Linked DNA regions of Homo sapiens: region 1 is linked to region 2. Evidence: read pairs that join two places in POLR2A ChIA-PET (ENCODE). Cell type or tissue: GM12878. All regions are shown on one strand. Links, peaks and the distances in the headings refer to the core of each region. The heading gives the core; the rest is flanking DNA. Region 1 overlaps NFAT5 (nuclear factor of activated T cells 5). Region 2 overlaps NFAT5 (nuclear factor of activated T cells 5).

Region 1 (11,465 bases), core at 2,773-7,772, 92 kb after region 2:
AAATGAGTCTTTCCTGAAGAAACCTTGCAAGAGGTTAAAGACGAGAACAGTGAGTGGTCCCAACTTTCTTGATCATATAGCCCTTTCCAGAGGCAAATTTAATGAGAAAGAACTGCCTACAATAGCCAAGGGCTGGTAAGTACCTATCTTCCAGAGGGTAAAAGGATACAGTACCAAAACATTCCTATTAAAAGAAAAAAGGGGGCCGGGCGCGGTGGCTCATGCCTGTAATCCCAGCACTTTGGGAGGCCGAGGCGGGTGGATCATGAGGTCAGGAGATCGAGACCATCCTGGCTAACAAGGTGAAACCCCGTCTCTACTAAAAATACAAAAAATTAGCCAGGTGCAGTGGCGGGCGCCTGTAGTCCCAGCTACTTGGGAGGCTGAGGCAGGAGAATGGCGTGAACCCGGGAAGCGGAGCTTGCAGTGAGCCGAGATTGCGCCACTGCAGTCCGCAGTCCTGCCTGGGCGACAGAACGAGACTCCGTCTCAAAAAAAAAAAAGAAAAAAGGGAACAGACTTTCACAGAACTTAAAAGACTCTTAAAGAGTTTAGTCTATTTCTTTACAGAAATAAAAACTAGGGCACAGAAACTGAGGATTTCTCCAAAATCAGATAGTTGATAGCAAAATCAGAATTAGAAAGAAGTTTCTCAAAAACCAAAAGTTCAATTTAACAAACATTTGCCCAGCGCCAAGCCATGCTCCCTGTAAGATGCTATGATACAAATGTATACAGTAGTACTCTTTACTGTATACTACTTTTCTATTTTCTTTTTGAGACACTGTCGCTCTGTTGCCCTGGCTAGGGTGCAGTGGTACAATCTTGGCTCACTGCAACCTCCGCCTCCTGGGTTCAAGCGATTCTCCTACCTCAGCCTCCCAAGTAGCTAGAATTACAGGCGCCCACCACCATGCCTGGCTAATTTTTGTATTTTTAGTAGAGATGGGGTTTCACCATGTTGGCCAGGCAGATCTCGAACTCCTGAACTCAAGTGATCCACCTGCCTTGGCCTCCCAAAGTGCTGGGATTACAGGCGTGAGCCACCACACCCGGCCTCCACTTTCTTTTTTAATTAATATTTTTATAGAATTTTTAAACATCCAATAAAGGCCATTTTCCTTTAAAAAAGAAAACTTCTTATACTTAAAAGAATTAAAAATTGGTAGTCAAACAAATACATGTACACATATGCTATTATAGGATGTGAACAGCAACACTATTCACAATGGCCAGAAGGTGGAAATAACCTGAATGTCCATCAGTGGATGAATAGGTAACACAAATTGTGGTATCCATAGAATGGAACAGTATTCCCCCACAAGAATAAATGAAGTACATGCTACAAGGTGGATAAACCTCAAAAATATTATACTGAGGGAAAGAAGCCAAACATAAGAGGTCACATGTAAATCCAGAATAGGCAAATCCATAGCAATAGAACACAGATTGGTGGATGCCATAAGTTGGGCTCATGGCGGGCAGGGGAGATTGAAGATGGACACAGGATTTTCCTTCTGGGAATGATAAAAATGGCTTTGAACCAGACAGATAGATAGAGGTAGTGGTTGCACAACAGGGTTTTCTTTAAAATGATTGATTTATTGTGCAGTTCACCGCAATAAAAAATTTTTAAAAAAGAACTCCTACTCATGGACACAAAGAGAGGAACAGACACTGGGGCCTACTTGGAGGTCAAGGGTAGGAGGGAGAGGGTCAGGAAAAAATAACTATTGAATACTAGGTCTAGTACCTTGGTGATGAAATAATCTATCTGTACAACAAACCTCAAATCCGAGTTTACCTATATAAAAATTCCTTATTTGACTACCAGGTGGAATATGCCACCTAATTCAATGAGATCACTCTGCCCATTATAAAAGAAAATTCAATTGAGCACCTACAAGGTACCAAGAGCAGTGCTAGATCCTTTAAATATACATTATTTCAGCAAATCTCACCCAACCAAGAGAGAAATTTATCACAGTAGGAAGTACGGAGTGTGTGTGTGCACGTTGTCCTGGTACCAAATTGCCTCCATTTAAATCCCAGCTCTGCTGCTTGCTTCTATGTGCCCCTGGACAAGTTACTTTTAGTCTGTTTTCCTCTCTGTAAAATAGGAGTAATGATACTATCTAGACTTTATATGGTTGTTCTGAGGATTAAATGCAATAATCCAAGAATCCACTGACCTAGGCTATTAGAAAGAATTAAAACAAATATTAGCTACTAAAATTAATTATATAATTAAGTATAATATAGCTAAAAATTAATGTTGTTGGAAATTTTTAACTGTTAAGTCTCTCCACCATCAAAAGCTGCTGCATGTGATAATACTGGCAAGGAAATTGTTCAAATCTCAAGTTTTTCTATTTAGTATATCTACAAAGGAAATGATAATCCTAGAATTATACACACATCACAGAATCAGACCTTAATACAGAAATATGTTCTGTGTTTGTTTTGAGATAGGGTCTGACTTGTCACCCAGGCTAGAGTGCAGTGGTGTAATCTCAGCTCACTGCAACCTCTGCCTCCCAGGCTCAAGCCATCCTCCCACCTCAGCCTCCTGAGTAGCTGGGATCATAGGTACACATCACCATGCCCGGCTAATTTTTGTATTTTTTTTAGAGATGAGGTCTTACTTTATTGCCCAGGCTGGTCTCAAACTCTTGAGTTTAAGTGATCTGCCCACCTCCCAAAGTGCTGGGATTACAGGCATGAGCCACCGTGCCTGGCTGATATGTTCTATTTTAACTCCAACAATGCATCATATAAATGAAAAACTTGAAGAAGATTTAGAGGGCTGCCATAAATATAAACACTGCAAATTAAAATCCATGAGAAAAAATTAAGATAATCATAAAAGTTTCAGTTATAATGTTCTACTACATGAAGATTCCTATTTTAATATTTGCACACTTTAGGTTATAAAAGTGATAGACAAAAAGGATGTATAAAGGATTTAAGGGAGATATAAAGGTGATATATCATAAAAATTCAGAAATTTTTTAAAAGTGTAAGACGGAAAATAAAAAGTCACTTCAAATCCCAAGTCCCACAGATCACCATTCTAACATTTTAGTCTATTTTCTATAGGCCTGTTTTTTTAAAAAATAAAACTAGGATCATAATTTGATATGTTTCTTTAAAAAATGTAACATACAATCATGAATATTTTCTATCATTAAATATTCTTTGAATACATGTAACATGATTTATAATCATACATATTTAATACATAAACATGATTTATAATAGGAACATAGGATTTCATTTATGAAGGTTAAAAAAAAGATAACCAAGGCCAGGAGCAGTGGTGCATGCCTGTAATCCCAGCACTTTGTGAGGCTGAGGTGGGTGGATTGCTTGAGCTCAGGAGTTCGAGACTAACCTGGGCAATGTGGCAAAACCTTATCTCTACCAAAAAAAAAAACAAAAAAATTAGCTGAGCATGGTGTTGCACGCCTGTAGTCCCAACTACTTGGGAGGCTGAAGTAGGAGGATTGCTTGAGCCCAGAAGGTTGAGGCTGCAGTGAGCCAAGATTGTGCCACTGCACTCCAGCCTAGGCTGGAAAATCTTTTCTTATAGATTTTGAGAGTGAGAGTCTGTCTCAAAAAAAAAAAAAAAGAAAGAAAGAAAGAAAAAGTCTGGGCACGGTGGCTCATACCTGTAATCCCAGCACTTTGGGAGGCTGAGGTGGCGGATCACCTGAGGTCAGGAGTTCAAGACCAGCCTGAGCAATATGGAGAAACCTCATTTCTACTAAAAATACAAAAAATTAGCCAGGCGTGGTGGCACATGCCTGTAATCGCAGCTACTAGGGAGGCTGAGGCAGGAGAATCATTTGAACCCAGGAGGCAGTTGCAGTGAGCCGAGATCGCACCCTTGCACTCCAGCCTGGGCAACAAGAGTGAAACTCCATTTCAAAAAAAAAAAAAAAAGATAATAACCAAGATTTATCTACTTTCCCTTAATCTAGAAAAGGAAAATAACATTAAACTGTACCACAAAGGATTTTAATTAGCTAGAAAATTTTTAAATAATGATTATTTCATCTCAGTTATAGAGTTCTCCCAATGAAAAAAAAAGCCTTATGCTTTCAACGTTCTTTATTTAATAGACTGGAAAACTGAAGTTTAAAGCTATACAACTAAATGAAGAAGCAGAGCAAAGATGTGAATCCAAATCTGTTCTGACTTCAAAGCCTATGCACTTAACCTCAACACTGTAGATTACAAGATGGTTTGGGGGTGGTCTTATCTAATAATATGCAGGTAGCCTTATTCATTTGGATCCATTCTCAAGAGAAAGCTAAAAGAATGCAAGTCTGAAGGATTCACCTTGAAACATGACAGCAGAAGAAATTTAGAAATAAAAGACAAATTTAAGTACTTAGAACAGTACTCATACCAGTACAGGGGGAAATCATTTGTACTATGTTCATTACAATGACTTATAACAGTTAAAAAATAAAATGAAATAATAGTCCATCACCAAAGGATTGGCTAATTAACTAAATTTTGTTATTTAAACCACATTGATTGGCATGGTAGCTCATACTTGTAATCCTAGAACTTTGAGAGGCCAAGGCAGGAGGATCACTTGAACTCAGGAGTTTGAAACTGGCCTTGGCAACATAGCGAGATCCTGTCTCTACAAAAAAATTTTTAAAAAATATTAGCCGAGCATGGTGGTGCACACCTATAGTCCTAGCCACTTGAAAGGCCTAGGCTGGAGAATCACTTGAGCCCAGGAGGTCGAGGCTACAGTGAGCCGTGATTGCGCCACTGCACTCCAGCCTGGGCAACAGAGAGAGACTCTGTCTCAAAAATAAATAAATAAATTACCACGTAATACTTTGCAGCTATCACAAATTGTATCTATATTTAATAACATCAGTAGGCAAATAAAACAGATGTATAATCCCTCTTATGCAGAAATGTATAAATAAGTAGATATGTATACATATATAGAGACGCCTGAAAGAATAAGCACCAACATATTAACAGTGGTCATATCTAGATATGGCAGGACTGCATGTGATTTGTTCTTGTTTTGTCGTTTTCCATATTTAAAAAAAAATGTTTAAGTGCTTAAGGGTGTGTGTGTATGTGTGTGTGCGTAAATTCTAATGGACTAAACATAAGGCAGCAATAGCAGAGAAAAGTACAAAATTAAAAGAGAAAAGACCAATGGGGGCCATTTCAAGGAAAAGACGAAGCCTGAGCTTGTGTCTTGAAGAATTCCTTTACCCCATCCCCATTATTTTTTGATCATATTCATCCTGTTAATCATACCCAATCCTGAATGATCCTAAGCACTCATCTTCAACATTCCTGAACCACAGCTTCTAAGTTTTGATAGAGAAAAATCAAAATTGTGGACCAGTACCACTATGAATTCAAGATCTTCCTCAAAGTAGCTCAGGAGCCTTTTTTTTTTTTTTTTTTTCAAAGTATTCCTTATCAGCTTTACTCCCCAGTTCCTCATGATGATTCTCTTAAGGCTACTATCCTGTATCTATCATTCTTGGCAAATGACTGTTTATTTCTCCACAGCAAATGTATAGGACATAAATTTCCCATACTTCCTTTCCCAGGTAAAAATTATCCTTACCTCTTTGGGCTCAAGAAAAGAAGCAACCATGTGCACTAGATCCCTTTTTCTTCACTGCTCCTCCAAAACTTTCCTCTATTAATAATTCCTGTCCTTTCAACTCCCTCATTCCACAAGATTCCTATTCTTATATATGCCTTTCTAGTTTCCACTCTCTCCTTCCCCTCACAACCATCCTTACTTAGTACTACAGTTGTCTTCCTAGCTGCCTCCACTTCCTCTATTCACATTTATTACTCAACCAACTACTACTTGGCTTCTGTTCCAACCACTCCCCATTCAAATTGCTTGGTTATCAATAAACTCCTAATTGATTTATTTCCAATTTCTGACACAATTGAATACTCCTGCTTTCAGGAATTCCTGTTTATTTTCTTCCTTTGTTGCCTTCTCTTTAGTCTACTCCTCTCTTCATGTCCCTGAAATATCTTGTTTTTTTTTTTTTCCCAGAGAAATGAATCCTGTCTTTTTCTTTCTCACTTTTCTAATCGAGAATTCCACCACTTCTTAACAACCTCCAATACTACAATCCTGATCTAATCATCTCACCTGAACTACTTCAATTACCTCCTAATTGATTTTCTCTTTTACTCTTACACTTTATTATCTACACTGTAGCCAGAATAATTCATTAAAAACCTAATTCAGATGACATCACTCCTCAGCACCCATCTCAGCATAAAACCCAAAGTCCTTACATGATCTAGCACCTTAATATCTCTCTCCCTTTCTCTCCTACAATTCTCCTGCTTTTCCACTCTGCTCCAGGTATACTGCCTTTATTGCTACTTCTTGAACATGCCAAGCACTTTCACAGCCTTGATGTCTTTGTACTTGCCTTTCCTCCACCTGGAAAACTCCACATTTATCTCCATTGCTTACTCCTTCGATTCCTTTAGATGTCTGTTCAAATGAGGCTCAAAAATCACTATGATCATGCTCTACAAAATAGTGCCCCCACCATTTTCTTATCCCTCCTAACCCTGCTTTATTTTTTTCACTCCCAACATTATTTTATTCTTTTTGAGACTGACTCTCGCTCTGTCACCCAGGCTGGAGTGCAGTGGCACAATCTTGGCTCACTGCAACATTCGCCTCCTGGGTTCAAGCAATTCTCCTGCCTCCCGAGCAGCTGGGATTACAGGCACGCGCCACCATGCCCAGCTAATTATTGTATTTTTAGGAGAGACAGGGTTTCACCATATTGGCCAGGCTGGTCTCAAACTCCTGACCTCAGGTGATCCTCCCTCCTCAGCCTCCCGAAGTGCTGGGATTGCAGGTGTGAGCCACTGAGCCTGGCCAACTCCCAACATTTTTTGAGATATAATTCACACAACATAAAGTTCCACCCTTTTAAAGTGCATGATTCAGTGTTTTTAGTATAGGCCCAAAGTTATGTAGTCATTACTACTACCTAATTCCAGAACATTTTCATCACCTCAAAAAAGAAAAGCCATCCCCATTAGCAGTCATTCTCCAACCTCCATTCCTTGAATCCCTGGCAACCACTAATTTACTTTCTGTTTCTATGGACTTGTCAATCCCATACCCTGACTTTTTTTTTTTTTTTTTTTTGAGACAGAGTCTCACTCTGTCGCCCAGAGCCCAGACTGGAGTACAGTGGCGCCATTTCAGCTCACTGCAACCTCCACCTCCCAGGTTCAAGTGATTTTCCTGCCTCACCCTCCTGAGTAGCTGGAATTACAGGCACGCACCATCGCGCCCGGCTAATTTTTGTATTTTTAGTTTCATCATGTTGGCCAGGCTGATCTCGAAATCCTGACTTCAGGTGACCCACCCACCTCAGCCTCCCAAAGTGCTGGGATTACAGGCGTGAGCCATCGTGCCCGGCCTACGCTGACATTTTTATAATCATTTCTTTAATGTCTGTTTCCAACCACCAGAATATGAACTGGTGAGGAAAAGGACTTTATTTTCTTTACTTTTTGTAGCCCCAGCATATAGCTTAGTGCTTGTTGCATAGCAGGTGTTCAATATCCCATAAGCATCTCAATTTCAACATATCCCAAACTGAACTTATTATCTTCTACTGTTTATTTTTATCATGAAACAATTATTTTACTATGTTGATATTGTGTGCCCGTCTTCCCTATTAACAATGGTGAGTCTTTTTATACTTCAAGCACTGGGCACAAAATGTATATTGAATAAATGGCCACTTTCCCAAATATCTTTTTTTTTTTTTTTTTTTTTTAAAGAGACAGGGTCTCGCTCTGTCACCCAGGCTGGCGTGCAGTGGTGCAATCATGGCTCACTGCAGCCTCAACCTCCTGGCCTCAAGTGATCCACCTACTTCAGGCTCCTGAGTAGCTGTGACTGCAGGCACACACCACCATGCCAGGCTAATTTTTTATTTATAGACAGGGTCTCGTTATGTTGCATAAGGCTGTTCTCAATCTCCTGGGCTCAAGCTATCCTCCCGCCTCGGGCTTCCAAAGTGCTGGAATTACAGGTGTGAGCCACCACACCCAAATATTTTAATATTCAGTATATCAATGACAAGCTTACATGTAAAAATTAAACCAATAACTAAATATCATAGCAACAAGTCATAATTTACACTCCTTCATACCCACTTTATCCCTTGCTTTTCCCTAACATCTTCTTCTCTAGACAACAGTTACTAAGGCCTAGCAAGGGTAATCCTCACTTAGTTATCTACCCTCTATTCACACTAGGTCCGGCTGGGCGTGGTGGCTCACGCCTGTAATCCCAGCACTTTGGGAGGCTGAGGCAGGTGGATCACGAGGTCAGGAGACCGAGACCATCCTGGCTAACATGGTGAAACCCTGTCTCTACTAAAAAAATACAAAAAATTAGTCAGGCGCGGTGGTGGGCGCCTGTAGTCCCAGCTACTCAGGAGGCTGAGGAAGGAGAATGGTGTGAACCCAGGAGGCAGAGCTTGCGGTGAGCTGAGATCGCGCCACTGCACTCCAGCCTGGGTGACAGAACGAGACTCTGTCTCAAAAAAAAAAAAAAAGAAAACATTAGGTCCAAGACCCACCTTAGAATTCTTTAGAGCAAAATTAACCTCAACAAGCGAGAGTAAAGAAATCATGCTAGGAATGATAGCAAAAGAATCTGATAGCCAAAACTGATCTCCAGAGTTCACCATGATGAACAGTGCACTGTTAACCTATTTTCAACTTTTAGGATAATGTGCCCTTTACCGTGCAAGGAAATCGCAAGAGATATATATATATGTAAAATAACTGTATAAAATATCACTTGTTGGCTAAAATATTTCTAACACATTTATTTAGCCTGTGATACCTGCAGTACTCTTTTTCTCTTCCTAGTTGTCACTAATTTAGGACCTTATCATATCCAGCTTTTGGTTTACCGAATCTTTCATAGCTACCTCCTTTCCCTCTCCTTCCCTCTTCTCTAGCTCTATAATCCAGCCATACTGAATTTCTTTCAATTCTTCAATACACCAAGCTCTCATTTACCTCCAAAACTTCTAACATGGTATTCTCCCCTCTGCCTGGAACATTCTTCCTCCAACATAGCCCTTTAATCTTTACATGACTAATTTTTATGACTTCAGGACTGATTTTGATAGCAAGTTCACCTCCCATCAAAAGCCCTTCCTGATCCCCTGGCACACAGGGACTCCTCTTTGTTTCCCACCTCATCAAACTATACTTTCCCTTTCAGAGCACCTAACATACTCTTTTTAATTAATTATTTACTAGTCTGACTCTCAAACTATGAAGTAAGCTCAATTAGGGAAGAAATCACATTTATGTCTTTTATCATAATAGCTGAAAATACTCAGTAAATAAATTATCTTGGTTGCAGTTAGAGAAAAAAAATGGATTGAAGTCAGAATACTTTTTTTTTTTTTTTTTTTTAAGATAGAGTCTTGCTCTGTCGCCCAGGCTAGAGTGCAATGGCGCGATCTCGGCTCACTGCAACCTCTGCCTCCCGGGTTCAAGCGATTCTCCTGCGTCAGCCTCCTGAGTAGCTGCAATTACAGGCACGTGCCACCACGCCCGGCTAATTTTTGTATTTTTAGTAGAGATGGGGTTTCACCATGTTGGCCAGCATAGTCTTGAACTCCTGACCTCGTGATCTGCCCGCCTCAGCCTCCCAAAGTGCTGGGATTACAGGCGTGAGCCACTGCACCCGGCCTTCTTTTCTTTTTTTAAGACTAGCTCTTCTAATGACTAACAGTGTCAAATTGAGCAAGTCTCTTAATCATCTGGGACGTTTGGGTTTTATTATCTATGAGAATATATACCTCTCAGATGTCAAAAACATTAAATGAAATAAATATACATCAAAGTGCTCTATAAAATTATGAGCAAAGTACAAGACTAGTGTAATATCTGCCTGCCCAGTCTCTTATAATCTAAATAATCCTGTTATCATAACATGTTAAGTCAGCCTACTAAAGTTACAAGTAACTTTTCTCAAAATGAAATCAACTCATCTGGTAAATACAGTAGTCCTCCCTTATCCATGGTTTTGCTTTCCATGGTTTCAGTTACCCATGGTCAACCAAGTTCAGAAAATATTAAATGAAAAATTCCAATTTAAATAACTTATATATTTTAAATACAACACCATTCTAAGTAGCATGATGAAATTTTCTGTTGACCTGCGAGTCCAGCTCCATCCCATCCAGGACATGAATCATCCCTTTACCCAGTGTATCCATGCTATACACACTATCTACCCTTTAGTCACTTAGTAACCATATGGATTATCAGATTAACTGTCAAAGTATCACAGTGTTTGTGTTCAAGTAACCCTTATTTTACTTAACAATGGCCCCAAAGTGGAAGAGTAGTGACATTTGGCAATTTGGATATGCCAAAGTGAAGTTTTAATGTGCTTCATTTAAGTGAAAAAGTGAAACTTCTTAATAAGGAAAGAAAAAATCGTATGCTGAGGCTGCTAAGATCTACGGTAAGAATGAGTCTTCTATCTGTAAAACTGCGAAAGAATGAAAAAGAAATTATTCATGCTAGTTTTGCTGCCACACCTCAAACAGCAAAAGTTACAGCCAGAGCAAGATAAGTGCTTAGTTAAGATTTAAAAGGCATTAAATTTGTAGGTGAAAGACATGAACAGAAAACATGGTTTACCGAATCTTTCATAGCTACCCCCTTTCCCTCCACTGACAGCAATATGTTGCACCAGAAACCCATGAGCAACAAGGGATCCCCTAAAATGACTGACACAGATTCGGGAATACAGAAGGTCAACAGTAGCCTAATGCTGTGTCACAATGCCTACGTGATGCACCTCACTTAATATCATCACATCGGCACTGTATCATCTTACATCATTATAAGAAGGGTGAATACAGAACAGTAAGCTATTTTGAGAGACCACATTCACATAACTTTTATTATAGTATGTTGCTGTATTGTTCTATTTATTAATAGTTGTGATGGTTAATACTGAGTGTCAACTTGATTGAAGGATGCAAAGTATTGTTCCTGGGTGTATCTGTGAGGATGTTGCCAAAGGAGATTAACATTTGAGTCAGTGGACTGGGAAAGGCAGACCTACCCTCAATCTGAGTGGGTACAATCTAATCAGCTGCCAGCACAACCATAATAAAAGCAGGCAGAAGAACGTGAAAAGACTAAACTGGCTTAGTCTCTCAGCCTACATCTCTCTCCCTTGCTCGATGTTTCCTGCCCTCGAATGTCAGACTCCAAGTTCTTCAGCTTTGGGACTTGGACTGGCTTCCCTGCTCCTCAGCTTGCAGATGACCTATTGTGGGACCTCACCTTGTGATTGTGTGAGTCAATACTCCTTAATAAGCTCCCCTGTAGATATATACATCTATCCTATTAGTTCTGTC
Region 2 (11,465 bases), core at 3,435-8,434:
ACAGGTCATTTGTTTCAAAAGATACTTAAATACTCAATAAAGACATAACAAACCCCACCCCCCCTCACTGTTATCAGACGCCACGTTGTGGTAGAACATCAGACAAACTCACAAATTTACCACAAAAATGTGTGGCAAAAAAGAATAGTTTATATATATGTATATATATAAATTTCTATATTTATGCCAATGTACTCACTCAGTACAAATAGCAAAATAGTATACCATTTCCTAAATACAAAATATAGCTTTCCAAAAAAATGAAACACACATTAGATATAAACCATCCAAAACTTGAACGATTGAAAACTGTATTCAAAATTAAATGACCCAGAGTAGGTCTCTTTCTGAAAAGTTCCCTTCATATCGGCAAGAAGCCTGTACTACTGAAAACGTAATTCAATGCCTCTCAATCAGAGAGAGAAAGAAAGAAAGGGGTGGAGGTGGAGGGAAGAAAACATGAGAAAAAAGAGAAAAAGACAAAAGAGCACATTCAAAGAACAAAGGAAGATCATCACAAAACAAAAAGAAGGAAAAATCTGGCTGTGTAAACAAAACCAACACCACAATTCCGCACAGTTCAACTAAATGTACAGGATAGAAAAAAAAAAAAAAAAAGAACAGAAAAGTAGCCTTCAACAATTAACAGGTTATTTTTTGTACACTTAAAAAATAAATGAAACGGACAAGGATACCAAAACATTATCTCAACACATAGAAGCCACACACACGTTGGCCTTACACTGCATTGACAGCTTTCCACATGCCAAAAGGAAAATGAGACATAAGCATGTGTCCAGACACAGGTGGTAGTGAGAAGCAGGCATCCCACGGGTGGCAAGAACACCCAAAACTGTATAACTAATGCTACAACTGCCAAGTTCTGGAGTGTGTTATTTTGCTCTTTATAGATGTAACACAAGTTAATTCTTCATTTTAAGTCAATGATACAACCCTGTAAAGCCTAAGGCTTGTGGGAACCATCAGGTAAGTGACCACTTCAAACTGTAAAGCACTGAGGTGACAAGTGAATTTATACTCACTGCAGATCAGGGAGAAGTGATATTTCAAGAAATTTTAGTTTGCCTTTTTTTTTTAATTAAAATTTATACTGTTTCCTATTAGAGGGAAAAATTTGAAGACTTCAGAACAGCACCGTTCATGGGGAAAAATGTGTTGTTTCTCAGGAATCAACTCCTAATAATTCCTAAGACAGTACTCTCTGCCCTGTGCTGCAGGATTGCTAGGTCACCCTAGATTAAAGTGGCCAAAGATGCTACAGGGTCATGAAGCCAGTAGTATATTAATAGTTCTCTAAAGTAAAGTGAAAAAGAGGTGAAAAGTAATATAGATATATATAAAAAGGGAATACCAGCCTAAGACTGGGTTAAGAAGAAAACATTCAAATTTTTCTGTCAATTTAAACTACTGTAGGAGGATATCAGAACATAATTTATCATATATTATCCCCTTCATTTTTTACAGATAATTATTTTTCTATGCACAGTTATGGCTAAACCCCTTAGTAGAAACCCAGAGAACTAACAACTCTCTGAAAAAATAAAATCAAGAAGCATTCCAGCTGTTCCCAGTTTTATAAGTGTATCATCTGCCTTTGTGTTAAATCAAGAGTACTTTTATCTGCACATACAGTTTACTTGTTAGAATGTTACCCTTCAGTTTCTCCAATAAAACTGAAAAAAGATTCCTTCACTTTGGCCAACAGCTGTGCCTTTTATATTGAAAAAAATCACAGCCTTAGTTATTATTGAACTTTACTTTTTCAAAAGCCATTACTTGACTAAAACAATGCAGGAAAGAAAATAATGAAGAACAAAAGTAAACATGATATATTATTTTCTAATAGCAATAATAACTGAGTGGTCCAGCCTTGAATTTAAACTGTACGTTTAAGGAAATTGCGCCTAGGAAAATAATAACAATTAATTCTGCCAGCTGGAAACTCAAATAGATTCTCAGTCATCACTGTTATTAGGAATATAAAATATGAAGATGTTAACATTGGTGGTTAGTTACTGCAACAAGCAGCATAGGTGTGCTCTTTTGCAGTCAGAGTAAAATCTATCAGTTTACTCAAACACAGTTTTTTATATTTTGTTTTGTTTTTAAAGTAATAATTCTCATGGAACCACAAGATCTCAGGACATCTTGGAATCAGGATTTTCTTCGTGGAATTTCTAAAAAAGAGAAAAAGTTTAATTTAACTTACTAGGGAGGGAAGCATTTATAAAGTTTCTGACACCCTGAATGATCCTAAAGTATATTATGGTACTGTAAGTAAAACTTTATCATATTTGATCTTCCACAGACTTTTCTGACTCAATATTTATTTCTGGAGGAAGGGATAAGTGAGGCATGGTTATATCCAATATATAGTACAAAGGAAACACATTTTGCATACTCATCAGATGTTTTGTTATTCCAAGGCAAAGAAGCTCAGAGGCAGAAGGAATGTCCAATATAGGTTGAGTATCCCTTATCTAAAATGTTTGGGATCAGAAGTGTTTCTGATTTCTTTTTTGGATTTTGGAATATGCACATATACACAATGAGATATCTTGGGGATAAGACACAAGTCCAAACATGAAATTCACTTCTGTTTCACATACACCTAAAAAAATCTATCACAGCTGAAGGGAGCTGGAAGGATCTTTTTTACCCTTGGGGACACCAAATAAACTGCATGTTGTGAGCCTGACTTTTGACTATGACCCTATCATATGAGGTTAGGTGTGGAATTTTCCACTTGAGATGTCATGTCAGCACTCAAAAAGATTCGGATTTCAGAGCATTTTGGATTTTGGATTTTTGGACTAGGGATGTTTGGTCTGTATTTTTTTTTTTTTTTGTATTTTTTAGTAGAGACGGGGTTTCACCATGTTAGCCAGGATGGTCTCGATCGCCTGACCTCGTGATCCGCCCACCTTGGTCTCTCAAAGTGCTGGGATTACAGGCATGAGCCACCACGCCCGGCCTGGTCTGTATTAACTATATGACCATAAGCTATCATTCAGAATAATTTTATTCAGAGTAAAAAAGTATCATCTTGTGAGAAAGCCACATTTTAAAAGATTAGAACTACTATTACTTAACCTAAATCTGTTAAGAAGAATAAAATCTGATGCTTTTCAATAAGAAGCCAAAATGCAATACTTACATATCCAGTTAAAAGGAGCCAGTCAAGTTGTTCCCTTGGTTTTGCAATGAAACAAGCAAATCAATCTTTTCGATGTTCTGGTTGGTGTTTATAGAGGATGCCAGTGGAGAATTCTCTGGCATTTGCTGAGAAAGAAGTGTTGTCACAGGTGGCTGGCCCTCGTTTTGTGGTTGGCCTGGCTGACTTATGGCCATCAACTGATCAGGCAATGTAGCTGGTCCAGAGGTTAAAAGCTGACTACAGTCTGCAGAGACATTGAAAACAGAAGCTTAAAAGCTGACTACAGTCTGCAGAAACATTAAAAATAGAAGCTATCTGATTAGTAAAGATTCATGAAAAGATATTTATTAGTTGTTGGGGAAAATTCATTACTGCATTCTCCTTGTATATTACTAAAAGTTAGGCACCTGATAGTCCAAGAAAAAGGTTTTCACAGACTGGCACTGGAATTCATCTTAGGTTTCCTTTAAGCAGTCTAAAAATACAACTTTGCTTAAATATCAAAAGTCCTATATAAATTCCTTGGTATATAAACATTAAAGATGAGTTTCTACCTCCTTAGAAACTACTTACTTCAACTGGGTAAGGTATTATCTGTCATTCTGACTTCATTTTCCTTTTAAGTTTATAGCTTAAAATGGCAAACACACATTTTTATACATTGCCATATTTAATCCTCCCCAAATCCATGTAAAGTATGTAATATTATCACCATTTTAAATGAGAGAATTGAGACCCATAAAAGCCAAATAACTTGTACAAGATCTTATAGTCTATAGGTGATAGAGTTCTAACTACAATCTGTACTCTTAAAACAACTATACAGGACAGGTGTGGTGGCTCACGCCTGTAATCCCAGCACTTTGGGAGGCCGAGGCCAGCGGATCACTTGAGGTCAAAAATTCAACACCAGCCTGGCCAACATGGTGAAACCCCGCCTCTAACAAAAATACAAAAATTAGCTGGGCGTGGTTGTGCACACCTGTAATCCCAGCTGCTTGGGAGGCTGAGGCAGGAGAATCACCTGAACCTGGGAGGCAGAGGGTGCAGGTGCAGTGAGCTGAGATCGCACCACTGCACTCTGCTTCCTTCTAATAATAATAATGACCAATTAAGTAATGAAAAATTAGAGTTTCTTACTATTTTGAATGCCAAATAAGAACATTCCTGATGTCTGCTGAGATGAGCCAGGAGAATTCTGCAGTTGGTTCATTGTGCCTCCTGCTGTGTTGTGAAATAAAGTAGCCTGTGGTTGAGGCGAAGATGTGGCTCCTTGAATTCCAGGCATGTTGTTCTGAGGGGAATAAAGAGGAGACTGTTGCATATCTTGTTGATTTATACTGGTCTGCAAGGCAGACATGGATGCTGGAGATAAGAAGAGAGTTACTTGCTGCTCTTGAGAACTAGGTGACCCTTGTACCAACTGAATCTGAGGAGAGCTATGGAACAAGGGGGTCTGTGATGATTCCGACTGGGTAGGACCTGGGTTCTGAAGTGAGGAAACTGTGGACTGACTCTGAAATTGCATGGGCTGTTGCTCTTGATTCATTGGGGCCATGTTACTTTGTTGGTGAAAAATTGACTGGTTCTGTTGCTCCTGATTAGCCATTGGATTTTGATTTGGGTTGAATATCATGTTTGGTGGTGGTTGCTTTGGAGACGCCATTGTAGCCATGGTATTCTGATTACTGAATAAAATGCTCTGTTGTTGTTGCTGCTGCTGTTGCTGCTGCTGTTGCTGCTGCTGCTGCTGTTCCTGGGATGGAGAGTTACTCTGCATGGCAACTATTGAGTGCTGTGACTGGAACATGGTTCCTTGTTGGCTTTGAGGCATTGGATTAGGTGGAAGGGAGCCCAGGGCCACCTGAGGCTGAAATAAACCCTGCTGCGGGGGTTGTGCCTGTTCTTGGGAAAGCATAGGAGTCTGGATGTGTGATATTGGAGCTTGCTGTTGGAAAGCAGCTTGTTGTTCACTGTTTGATGTTGACTGAAGTGGAGAAATTGAGTTCGGTGCTGCAAAAAATGCTTCTTGGGCTACTGTGTTAGTCTGAAGATTATTCATGGGACTCTGGGAAAGAAATATGTTGGTTGACTGCTGGTCTTGAGGAACTGAAGAGCCCTGTAACACAGCAATGGTACTTTGAGAGTGAAACATTGGAGGCTGCATTTGTTCAGAGGAGGTTGTAGAAGTCTGACTGTGGACAATAGGATTTGGACTATGAAAGAGAGAACCTTGAGTTTCCTGGGAAAGGTTCTGAGCATCGGCAATAGGATTTTGAGGATGAAAAAGTTGGGCCTGTGAATGAGAAGACTGCTGCAAAAAATTTCCAGATTGAAGTGACATCATCTCATTCCCTTGCTGGAATAAACCATTACCTTGTTGTTGGGTACCACTATTCTGAACACTCATCATACTTTTTGTGGATGAAAAAAGGTTAACTTGAGGTTGATTGTCCCCACTATGTTGCATTTGGACCATGGTCTGAAAGACACTGTTCTGAATCTGTTTTGCTTGTGTTCCAGTTTCTTCTCCATCTCCTGAACTTGATGTCTGAAACATGGTAGTGCCAGGGGTTGCAACCTGCTGTGTGGTAGTTGTAGAAGTTTCATTTCCAGAAACTGCAGGAGGAGAAGAAAACAATTCACACTGCATTTGCATATCCTCATTGGTAGACAATGCACTCATCATGTGAGAAGTCTGCTGGTAAACTGGCGATTGCTGAAGGTTTCCATTTGCTGAAGCAGTTGAAGGGAATAACTCTGACTGAATCTGGGCAGCTGCCTGGCAGATACTCTGTTGCATCTCCATCACCATTGCGGCTGAAGATTCCATCACTTGCTGTTGCTGCTGCTGCTGCTGCTGTTGATTAGATAACGTGTTTTCAGACTGTGGATGAACACTTTCAGCTCTTCCAGGTAATAAATTATCTGGTCTGGTATGGACTGTTGGCTCTGTTGAGGAAAACATTCCAGGGCTTACACCACTCTGAATTTGACTGACTTGTTGAAAAATATCTGCACTAAGCTGCTCTTGAACATTCTCATTACCATCTGGAGCAGAAAATAAAACTGAAGATAACTGCTGCTGTGCCTCTAAAACTTGTTGGACCAAGTCAACACTTCCACTGCTGCCACTAGCAGTACTGCCTGTGAAACTCCCTGCTTGCAGCTGCTGAATAGTATTCTGAAGCTGACTCACACTATTTGGTGATGGAAAAATATTTGATGAAATCTGCTGCTGTAAAGTCTGTGCTTGTTCTTGTAGTGGTGACTGCTGCTGTTGTTGTGATGCCTCAGTCAGTTGTGACAAATTAACCACTGTACCATCTGACTGTAATATCTCTCTAGACTGAGTTTCTCTTGTCTGAAACTGTGTAGCCTGCTGCAATAGTGCATCGCTGTTGGGCAGCTGACTAGAAGCAGAAACTGCTGGAAAAGTACCAGGCTGTGAGATGTCCTGGGTTTGAATAGTTGTCAGGGTCTCTGGGTTGTATGCCTTGGGCTGAATCTGCTGCTGTTTTTCATTTTCAGAAGGTAGGTGGGAAGATGATGGTGATGAAAAAGAGCCATTTCCTGCTATGTTTGAGATGTTTTCTAATGTTTGCTGAGTTGATCCAACAGACTTTGTAGTCTAAAAAATAAAAATCCCCAAATATTATGAATATATAAACATTAAACAAGTTTGTAACATACATCAAAAATCACTATTGCTCTAAAAATATATGCAGGACCAGCTTTCCACTCTATATTATTATCATTTAGAAAACAGGTACAGGACTACAATTCTCCATAACATGATGTCTCATTTTCCTTGAGATATATTTTTTAAAAGTACGACAAGCAAAGATAGTCAAACAAGGAAGTAGAATAATCGGCTATTGATATGCTTAGGTGAATTAAGGGTAATCAGAACACAGTAATTTTATGGTTCATGAAGAGCAGGTATCAAAATATCTCAATTTTGTGGCTCCTCAGTAACATTACAGGGGATAAGACAAGTAAAAAAAAGAAACAGAAAGTTATGGGAAAAGACTGGGAAAAAAATAAAAACATCTCTAATTCTGAAAATGCTAAAATTAGTACTTTCATCAATATCTCATACAACATATTAATTCCTCCCTTGTATATTGGAAGTCACTATGTGGGCAATTTTGCTGAAGTATAAAGCATTCCCTCTTTACAGCAAAATTCATTAAGTGCATCCAAAGTAAAAATAATGTTAAAAAAATAGGAAAAGTAAAAGACAGCAATTTTTATATAGGAGGTTTGTGCACTAGTCAATACAGCTTACCTTAAAAATAGTGGAAGATCTTTTTTCTGCTGTTACTTCCATTGGAGTAACATCTTCACTCTTAATCATACTGCTTGGTATGAGTGGAGTCATCAGGGCATTAGGGATAATATTTACCTTATCTAAATTACATCCAGTAGTTTTCATTGCTGCATATACACACACACAAAAAGAAAAGTTTAAAATCACAAAATTTACCAACTATTTCATTCTAAAATTTGTTATTAGCCATGATTTAAATGTCTATTTTTTTGATGCTACAATGGTAGCATGAGATACAAACCTGGTATATTAAGATATATCTTCCCTTTTATGAAGTGCATTGGCTGGGGGACCTCTGGAATGGGCCTGGAACTATAGCTTAAATATTAATAATAAGCTTAAGCAGTTCAATTACCAAGCTATATTCCCCAAGACGGTTCCAAGTGCCTTGAATCATACTACCCAACCTGACCAAGAGTATATTATAGGATACAGCTTAAAAATCTCCAGGAGGATAAAGCTACTCAATTACAAACTACACTCTCCTCTTAGCATTTAGCTATCTGACAATATAGTCTCAGAACTTCTTAAGGACTATGAGATTGTCAGAGCACTTCTTTCTTAAACTAAGTTCAAGCTTCTCATTAGAAAATACCACCCAGTGATTAATAAATTTTGCTTTTCTAAATTAAAAGAAAACTAAATTAATTAGAAAACTTGAATATGACAAGTTGACACATGGACACAATTCTCTTTTAGACTGGACTTTAAACATCTTTTTTTTTTTCCCCAGAAATAAGGGCTATTTTAGGTTTACAAACCAAATTTCCCAAGCAAAATGAAAAATTATTTCCCACCTCCTACTACCTCCATTTTCAGGAGTAGTTAGTTCTAGATTTATACCTAGAGGCAACATATAGCAAGATTCTACCACTTCACTATATCTACCTTTCCCCCTTGATTGCTTTTCTTTCTTCTTTTTTGTCTACTTGAGTCCGCAGTGGCACTCAGTGGTACCTACTGCTATTGCTAATGACAGTCTTCTGAGTTGAGCACATAGCCAAATCCTGATTTAAAAGTTTACTACCACTTGGAAGCTCTATGGAAACAGTCTTCAGAAAGCATAGCTGTTAAATTTCTTAATTTGATATCGAGAAGAAATCTTGGCTATAAAGAAGCTTTTAAAATGGCACATGGTCTATAAGTTGGATCGCTCCCTTCATAAATTTTTGTTGTTGTTGTCAGTCAATATGCTGCTGAAAGGCCAAGTGTGGTGGCTCATGCCTGCAATCCCAGCACTTTGGGAGGCCGAGGCAGGTGGCTCACTTGAGGCCAGCAGTTCGAGACCAGCCTGGCCAACATGGTGAAACTCTGTCTCTACTAAAAATACAAAAATTAGCAGGGCATGGTGGCACATGCCTGTAAATCCCAGCTACTTGGGAGGCTGAGGCACAAGAATTGCTTGAATCCAGGAGGAGGTGGTTGCAATGAGCTGAGATCGCTCTACTGTACTGCAGGCTGGGCAACGGAGCAAGACTGTCTCAAAATCTGCTGAAAGTAAATATTTTCATCTAAAAATATTTGCAATTTTCTTGTCTTACTTCAACTTGCCTCACAGCCATTTGGCTAAAAACCTAATTCCTATGAAAACTGATTATTTTGACAGAGGGGAAAGTGCTCATTTAACTTTTGACATTCCATGTTTTATTATTCTACCTAAGTAGTTTGAGAAATGAATCATTTATTCATGAGTTCTTTGGACCTATTTTCACCTAAATTCTAATACCAATACAATTCCCCTAACAACCAGATTTTTATTTTATTTTATCTTATTTGAGACAGGGTCTCTCTCTGTTGGTGGGAGTGCAGTGGTACAATCAGGCCTCACTGCAACCTCCACCTCCTGGGCTCAGGCAATCCTCCCACCTCAGCCCCATAAGTAGCTGGGACTACAGGCACACACCACCATGCCTGACTAATTTTTAAAATTTTTTTGTAGAGACAAGAGTCTCGTTACTTTGCCTAGGCTGGTCTTGAACTCCTGAGCTCAAGTGATCCTCCCTACTAGGCTGCCCAAAGTGCTGGGATTATAGGCGTGAGCCACCACACTCGGCCTACAACCTAATTTTGACTGAGACAAAACTTCAGATCATGCACAGGGCAGGCATTTAAAAGTAATCTAAGAATATCCCATAGAACATTTTGAAAAACCATTAGTGTTATCTTAAGTTGATCCTGTAATAGTCAACTACTATTCTTGCTTTTGAATTCCATTAGATCATGAGCTCTGTGAAGGCAGATGTTGTTATCACCTGTTGCACAGTAGGTAATCAACAAATGTTTGCTGAATGAATGAAGAAAATAATCTTACTTTAGCTTTATCACTGTCAATTTAGTTTGTTGTGGATTGTTTGGTTAATCCTATAAAAATAAAAATATGGGCCAGGCGCATTGGCTCATGCCTGTAATCCCAGCAATTTGGGAGGCAGAGGTGGGTGGACCACGAGGTCAGGAGTTCGCCAGCCTGACCAACATGGTGAAACCCCGTCTCTACTAAAAATACAAAAAAAGTAAAAATAAAAAAAAGCCAGGTGTGGTAGAGGGCACCTGTTACCTCAGCCTCTGGAACCCAGGAGGCAGAGGTCAGAGGTTGCAGTAAGCCGAGACCACGCCACTGCATTCCAGCCTGGGCAACAAAGCAAGACTCCATCTCAAATAATAATAATAATAAATAAAAATAAAAATATACAGTCTGTATTTTTCTTTTTAAAAATATTCATTCATTCATTCATTCATTTACTCACTCATTCATTCAATTAGAGACAGGGTCTCACTCTGTTACCCAGGCTGGAGTGAGTACCTGCAGCCTCAAACTCCTGGTTTTTTTTTTTTTTTTTTTTTTTTGAGACGGAGTCTCGCTCTGTCGCCCAGGCGGGACTGCGGACTGCAGTGGCGCAATCTCGGCTCACTGCAAGCTCCGCTTCCCGGGTTCACGCCATTCTCCTGCCTCAGCCTCCCGAGTAGCTGGGACTACAGGCGCCCGCCACCGCGCCCGGCTAATTTTTTTTGTATTTTTAGTAGAGACGGGGTTTCACCTTGTTAGCCAGGATGGTCTCGATCTCCTGACCTCATGATCCACCCGCCTCGGCCTCCCAAAGTGCTGGGATTACAGGCGTGAGCCACCGCGCCCGGCCAAACTCCTGGGTTTAAGTGATCCTCCCACCTCAGTCTCCTGAGTAGTTGGGATTATAGGCACTAGCCACTGTACCTGGCTTATATTTTTATTAATAGTATTTTTGATCTAAAAATGTCCATGTTTACAGATAAGATTATATTATAATTCAATTAGAAATTACATATAAATAAATATATCACCTATACACTTACTGCTTAACAGATCTACAATTTTTCTTAAAATGTATTTAGATAGTAATGCTTATTATCTTCTCCCCCTTTCTGGAAAGTGAGACTAGGTAGAGAAAGTTGAGCAAGAGTCTTTTACCTATCCTCAGTTGACCACTGACAAGTATGTCTACTGGTAAAGACAAACAGTAAAAGGACATTTAGTCTAATGCTCATGCAAAGACACAAGTCCTTCTACGGCCATATGCACAAAGGTCACAAAGGTTAATTTTATTTATGTTCCAATCCTTTTTTTTTTTTTTTTTTTCAGAGTCTTGCTCTATTGCCCAAGCTGGAGTGCAGTGGCTCAATCTGGGCTCACTACAACCTTCGCCTCCTGGATTCAAGCGATTCTCCTGTCTCAGCCTCCCAACTAGCTAGGATTACAAGCACACACCACCACGCCCAGCTAATTTTTTTATTTTTAGTAGAGACAGGGTTTTGCCATGTTGGCCAGGTAGGTCTCAAACTCCTGACCTCAGGTGATCCACTGGCTTGGCCTCCCAAAGTGCTGGGATTACAGGTGTGAGTCACCACATCTGGCCTTGTTCCAATTTTATTTAAGTCTAGTCCCACCAAAAACAGTCCAAAATGTCTCCAGGCCAGACATTA

Evidence for each region. Peaks named below come from ENCODE experiments on the same cell type or tissue, not always from the same donor. Only the 100,000 strongest peaks of a DNase experiment are listed, where the experiment ranks them.
Region 1: POLR2A ChIA-PET joins it to region 2 with 6 read pairs; 4 of 35 experiments call an interaction of 5 or more read pairs at or near these places.

Annotation. Positions count from the first base shown.
Region 1 is chr16:69,594,751-69,606,215 of GRCh38, reverse strand. All of the region lies in intron 2 of NFAT5 (nuclear factor of activated T cells 5), which reads right to left. Among named protein-coding and RNA genes, the nearest start is that of NFAT5, 35 kb to the right of the region's middle. In GM12878, for the core only: no CTCF peak of the experiment used is centred there; no DNase peak of the experiment used is centred there.
Region 2 is chr16:69,687,093-69,698,557 of GRCh38, reverse strand. NFAT5 (nuclear factor of activated T cells 5) reads right to left here. Exons shown (of 15, transcript NM_138713.4): 12 at 7,470-7,618; 13 at 4,319-6,809; 14 at 3,179-3,422; 15 at 1-2,198. The coding sequence ends at 3,187. Among named protein-coding and RNA genes, the nearest start is that of SNORD13H, 16 kb to the left of the region's middle. RefSeq lists a silencer at 11,305-11,465. In GM12878, for the core only: no CTCF peak of the experiment used is centred there; a DNase peak (open chromatin) is centred at 5,833.